Linked DNA regions of Homo sapiens: region 1 is linked to region 2. A link is a contact called in ENCODE Hi-C or POLR2A ChIA-PET data. All regions are on one chromosome and are shown on one strand. The core of a region is the stretch at or near the end of the contact, and the rest is flanking DNA. Distances in the headings are between cores, read along the strand shown. Region 1 overlaps RILPL2 (Rab interacting lysosomal protein like 2). Region 2 overlaps PITPNM2 (phosphatidylinositol transfer protein membrane associated 2).

Region 1 (2,700 bases), core at 1-2,500, 380 kb before region 2:
TGGAACCGTGTTCATGGAAAGACCTTTGTCTCATTTAGTAAGTAATTCAGGGCCGGGCGCGGTGGCTCACGCCTGTAATCCCAGCACTTTGGGAGGCCGAGGTGGGTGGATCACAAGGTCAGGAGATCGAGACCAGCCTGGCTAACACGGTGAAACCCCGTCTCTAATAAAAATACAAAAAATTAGCCAGGCGTGGTGGCGGGCGCCTGTAGTCCCAGCTACTTGGGAGGCTGAGGCAGGAGAATGGTGTGAACCTGGGAGGTGGAGCTTGCAGCGAGCCGACATCTCGCCACTGCACTCCAGCCTGGGCGGAAGAGCGAGACTCCATCTCAGAAAAAAAATAGAATAAAATAAGTAGTTCAGGCACAGGTAGTTAAAAAGAGAAACTGCCAAGCTGCTGGTGTCGTGAGCAGCTTGTTAGTGGGCAAAACCACACACTTTCTTTCTAGTTTTGAATTCTCAGAGAACAAGAGACGCACACTTTCCATCTGGCTCAGGCCAAGAGAGGCAGGATTCTGCTTCGTCTCTAGTGTTATATATTGTGGAGAAGCCAGCATGCCAGCTGAGATGTTCTCATAGCAACTGCATCCATTTGAAGGTCCAAACTCACACAGATAATATACTGATAATAAATTGATTACAGCTGGTTGAGGTGGCTCACACCTGTAATCCCAGCACTTTGGGAGGCCGAGGCAGGCAGATTGCCTGAGGTCAGGAGTTTGAGATCAGCCTGGGCAACATGGTGAAACTCCGTCTCTATTAAAAATATAAAAATTATTAGCCAGGCGTGGTGACTCATACCTGTAGTCCCAGCTGTTCAGGAGGCTGAGGCAGGAGAATTGCTTGTACCCAGGAGGCGCAGGTTGCAGTGAGCTGAGATGTGTCACTGCACTCCAGCCTGGGTGACAGAGCGAGACTGTATCTCAAAAAAAAAAAAGTATAATTCCAGGGAAATATGGTAGGTTGCTTCCAAAGAGAGCCACAGCAGTATTTCCCACCCTGCATACCTTTTGCAATGAAACTTTGCCACTCCTTTCATCAAGAGGTGGATTCTGTTTTCCCTCTCTTTGCATGTAGGCTGGCTCTGTGACTTGCTTTGACTGTGAGAACAGGGTGGAAGTGACGCTGTTAGGCCTCTGGGGTTAAGTTGGTAAGAGGCCTTTCTTCTGTTTCTGTGCTCTTAGAATGCTTCCTTGAGACCAGCATTCTGTGAGGAAGCTCAAGGGGAAGTCCCATGGAGAGGTCATGTGAAGGAGAACCAGGGCGCACCTGCTGACAGCCCCAGCTGTGCACAGCCCTCCGCCAATGGCCCACTGAACGCAGCCAAGTGAGAAGCTCAGGCTAGCAGGTGGACCACAGAGCCAACCATAAGAAGCCAGGCACAGCAGTGTGCACCTATAGTCTCAGTGCCTGTAGTCTCAGCTACTTGGGAGGCTGAGGCAGGAGGATCCCACGAGACTAGGAATTTGAGGCTTCAGTGGGCAGTGATTGCACCCGTGAATAGCAACTGCACTCCAGCCTGGGCAACACAGTGAGATCTGATCTAAAAAAAAAAAAAAAGAAAGCCAATTATAAGAAAGAGTCGGCTGGCCGCGGTGGCTCACGCCTGTAATCCCAGCACTTTGGGAGGCCGAGGTGGGCAGATCACGAGGTCAGGAGATCGAGACCATCCTGGCTAACACAGTGAAACCCCGTCTCTACTAAAAATATAAAAAAATTAGCCAGACGAGGTGGCGGGCACCTGTAGTCCCAGCTACTCGGGAGGCTGAGGCAGGAGGATGGCGTGAGCCCCGGGGGGCAGAGCCTGCAGTGAGCCGAGATCGCGCCACTGCACTCCAGCCTGGGCGACAGCGAGACTCCATCTCAAAAAAAGAAAAAAAAGAAAGAAAGAAAGAGTCATCATTGGAGATCATGTCACCACTGTTTTTAGTCACCAAGTTTAATTTATGTAATAATAGATCATGGAAAAATGGAAATTTTAGATGATGCTTCTTGTTAAATCATTATTATAATAAGTATCTATAATAAAATATCAGCTGGGCAGGTGGCTCACACCTGTAATCCCAACACTTTGGGAGGACAACGTGGGTGGATCACCTGAGGTCAGGAGTTCAATCAACACCAGCCTGGCCAACATGGCAAAACTCCGTCAATACTAAAAATACAAAAATTAGCCGGGTGTGGTGGTACACACCTGTAATCCCAGCTACTGAAAAGGCTGAGGCACAAGAATCACTTGAACCCAGGAGGCGGAGGTTGCAATGAGCAGAGATTTTGCCACTGCACTCCAGCCTGGGTGATAGAGTGAGACTCTGTCTCAAAAATAAAATAAAATTAGAATATAAATAATATAATATTTTGTAATTACAAAAATTTAGGCCGGGTTTGGTGGCTCATGCCTGTAATCCCAACACTTTGGGAGTTTGGGACAGGAGGAACACTTGAGCCTAGGAGTTCAAGATGAGCCTGGGCAATGGATCAAGACCCTGTCTCAAAAAAATTTTTTTTAATTATTGATAACAATATTAAGAAATGGCTGAGCACAGTGGCTCACGCCTGTAATCCCAGCACTTTGGGAGGCCGAGGCAGGCAGATTGCCTGAGGTCAGGAGTTCGAGACCAGTCTGGCCAACATGGTGAAATCTCATCTCTACTAAATATACAAAAAAATTAGCCAGGCATGGTGGCGTGCACCTGTAAT
Region 2 (2,700 bases), core at 159-2,658:
GAGCCGTCCATGCATTGCAACAGCAGCTAGTGGATTGGTGCAATGGGTTGGTCCATTTGATGATGGGAATTTGAGGAAACAAAGAAGACTGGAGCCAGGCATGGTACACATGCCTGTGGTCCCAGCTACTTAAGGAGGCTGAGGCAGGAAGATCGCTTGAGCCCAGGAGTTGGAGGCTGCAGTGAGCTAAGATCACGCCACTGTGTTCTATCTAGCCTGGGTAAAGAGTGAGACTCCATCTCCAAAAAAATTAATGATAAAAAAGTAACGAAGACTCAAGATGGAGAGAAGGTATAAAATCAGGAGTGGGAAATAGTGAAGGAACTGAATCACTGAAGTAGGACTGCAGGAGCTGTGCCCTCCTGGAGTGTCCTGTCAGAGTTTTGAAGGCTGGCCCAGAGGAGTAAGCACTCAGGGGCCTTTGTATTCTCATTATGTATCTACTCTGTCATCACAAGGGCTTATCACCAGTTCAGGAGTAACCCAGGTGAAAATCTCAGCAGTGCCTCTTATCAACTCTGGTGTCTTGGATGGTTCCGGAAAGCTCTGATTTCCCTGGAGAATTGATTGAGCTGAGTTTTGCTTTGGGACAGGGCCTGCAGCACAGCCAGCTCTCTGCCAACAGGCTCTCAGCCTCTAAGCATCTCAGGGGGCCCTCCCTTCTGCATGCCCCAGAAGCTGAGACCTTTCACCCCTAAAGGACTGGCCATTTCTAAGGCCAGTGGCCTCCTGAAAAGCCCTGGCACTTCTTATGTAGGAGGATGGTCTGGGTGCTGCTGCTGAAATGGTGGTGGCCTCAGGGAGGTGACCAGGAGTGAGAAAGGAAGGCCCCTGAGCAAACCCCAGCCTACGATTTTGTAGCCACAGCTTAGACCCTAACTGCTGGGGCCAAGGTCCCCTCTGGGCTTGTTTCTGTTGTCACATCTAAGCCTCCCGTGGCATTTTGTTTAAGGGCCCAGTCTTATTTCAGCCATACTCAGTGTTAAATTAGGGGAGCACCAACCCTGGAGGCCAGTGTGGTGGTGGTAGTAGCTCTGTGACCAGCAGGGTCCCTAGAGGACCAGGGTAGGAGGTGAGTTCCAAATAATTCTCCTTCATGCCATGCTTATCATCTTGGAGGCTCTGAGTTTCAAGCTTATTTCCTCACATGCACATTTGTGCCCGTTTCCACCCAACTGAGGTTGCCATGCTGATAGCCACAGCCAGGGAGGAGGAGTCATAAAAACAGGGCCCCCTTGCCTTGCCGCAGTCCTTGAGCAGGATGCGCCCTCTCGGAGCCTGCTCTGTGGTCTGTACCACTGCTTCCCTGGGTCTGTTGTTTGGGTTGAGGCATTACATAGCGATGCCTCATAACTTAACTCTAACATCCCACTCCTGCTCCTGGAGCTGCAGAGCACTGCAAGCCCCACGGTGCCCCCAGGTGGCCGCTGTGCTGTGGGATCTGGTGACCAACTCCTGCAGTGGCTTGGCAGTTGCCCCAGCTTGGCACTCCAGGTGTACAATGGTGAGATTTATGACTTTCTGTGGGATTTGGGGTAACTGCCGCAGTGCCCAGGGCTTTAAAGCTCTCTGGGACCCCCTCTTCACTGCCCAGGCCAGCGTTAGAGGAAGGAGTCAGGTCCTGCTTAAAGGTGTCAAGGAATCTGTGGGGGGTGGGGGTAGGAGCTGTGTCCTCCTGCTCAAAGTCTCCTTGGTCCTTGCCCTTCCAGCCTGGCCACCCCTGCCTCATGAACCTGAAGCTCTTTCTGTGTCACTTTTCTCCTCTAATGCCTGGGAGTTTGTGGCTGGGTGGAGGGAGAAGCTGGGAGTCAGGGTCCTGGTTCCCAACCCAGCTCTCTGCCTGCTTCCTGAGCCTTAGTCTCCTCATTTGTAAGGGGAGGGTTGGCCTGCAGCAGGGTCCTCTGCTTGTTTCTTAGCCCAGAAATCCTTTCTTCAAAAGAAATCTCTGCTGGAAGCCCAGTGTCTAACACATAAAGGTGGAACTACTCTGGGGCAGGGATTGGACGATTCTGTGGGTCTGTGACCTCTCCTGCTTTCAGCTCCAGGACACAGAGAGGCAGCTGATCAGTGCTAACCTCATAACACACACCTTCAGAGCAGCCACACACTCCTGCAACCCCAGCCCAGGCATAAGGGGATGGTTGCTGGACAAAGAACAGCCCCTTATCCGTCTGTGCTGCCTCCCATTCATCCAGAGCTTTGGGTCCCTGGATACACATAGATGGTTAGGGGAGGCCTGGGGAGCCTTGTCTGGCTGCATCTGGAGAGGAAGTACTTTTACCATTGCCTGCTTCAGCTCCTGATTGGGAACCAGTAGGTTTGGGAAGCAGAGAGCAGAAGGAAGCTCTCTTAGAGCAAGAGGAGAGGGACTCAAGGGAGGCAGAAGGAGGTTATGGATACCCACAGTCCTGAGTCCCAGGCCCCCAGACCTGCCGGTGGCTCCCTCGCTTCCCACTACTGCAAAAACCGGGGCTCCCGCTGGCTTGGCTTGGAGTAGCTTCCAGACTTAGTAACCAGAATGCAGCTGAACTGCGTTGGGATGGATTCCATCCCCCCTTAACTTTGCACAGCCTCACTAAATTCCATCTGTGACGTCAGACCCCTGCTAATCATGGAAAAACAGATTAAGTTCTATAAACACAATTCTCGTGCTTCCCCTCCCAGTCAGGGTGTCTCATGGCCTCCGCTTAAAGGAGCTGT

Evidence for each region. Hi-C counts contacts between places; a loop is a spot of excess contacts on that map. ChIA-PET counts read pairs that join two places held with the same protein, here RNA polymerase II (POLR2A). Pooled maps may share reads with other maps.
Region 1: a pooled map shows a loop between it and region 2 (2.6-fold over the local background). The contact joins two enhancer-like sites. A Hi-C loop is called at or near these places in 1 of 50 pooled maps. POLR2A ChIA-PET finds 5 or more read pairs at or near these places in 2 of 52 experiments (GM10248 and GM12878).

Annotation. Positions count from the first base shown.
Region 1 is chr12:123,425,786-123,428,485 of GRCh38, reverse strand. All of the region lies in intron 2 of RILPL2 (Rab interacting lysosomal protein like 2), which reads left to right. Among named protein-coding and RNA genes, the nearest start is that of RILPL2, 9.5 kb to the left of the region's middle. RefSeq lists enhancers at 423-472, 493-572, 903-1,012, 1,083-1,332. Within about 2 kb of position 1,250, at least 7 of the 41 ENCODE cell types and tissues checked have a DNase peak (open chromatin) inside an H3K27ac peak, as active enhancers do.
Region 2 is chr12:123,042,344-123,045,043 of GRCh38, reverse strand. The region is part of intron 2 of PITPNM2 (phosphatidylinositol transfer protein membrane associated 2); the gene reads left to right. Among named protein-coding and RNA genes, the nearest start is that of MIR4304, 33 kb to the right of the region's middle. RefSeq lists an enhancer at 915-1,494. Within about 2 kb of position 1,408, at least 14 of the 41 ENCODE cell types and tissues checked have a DNase peak (open chromatin) inside an H3K27ac peak, as active enhancers do.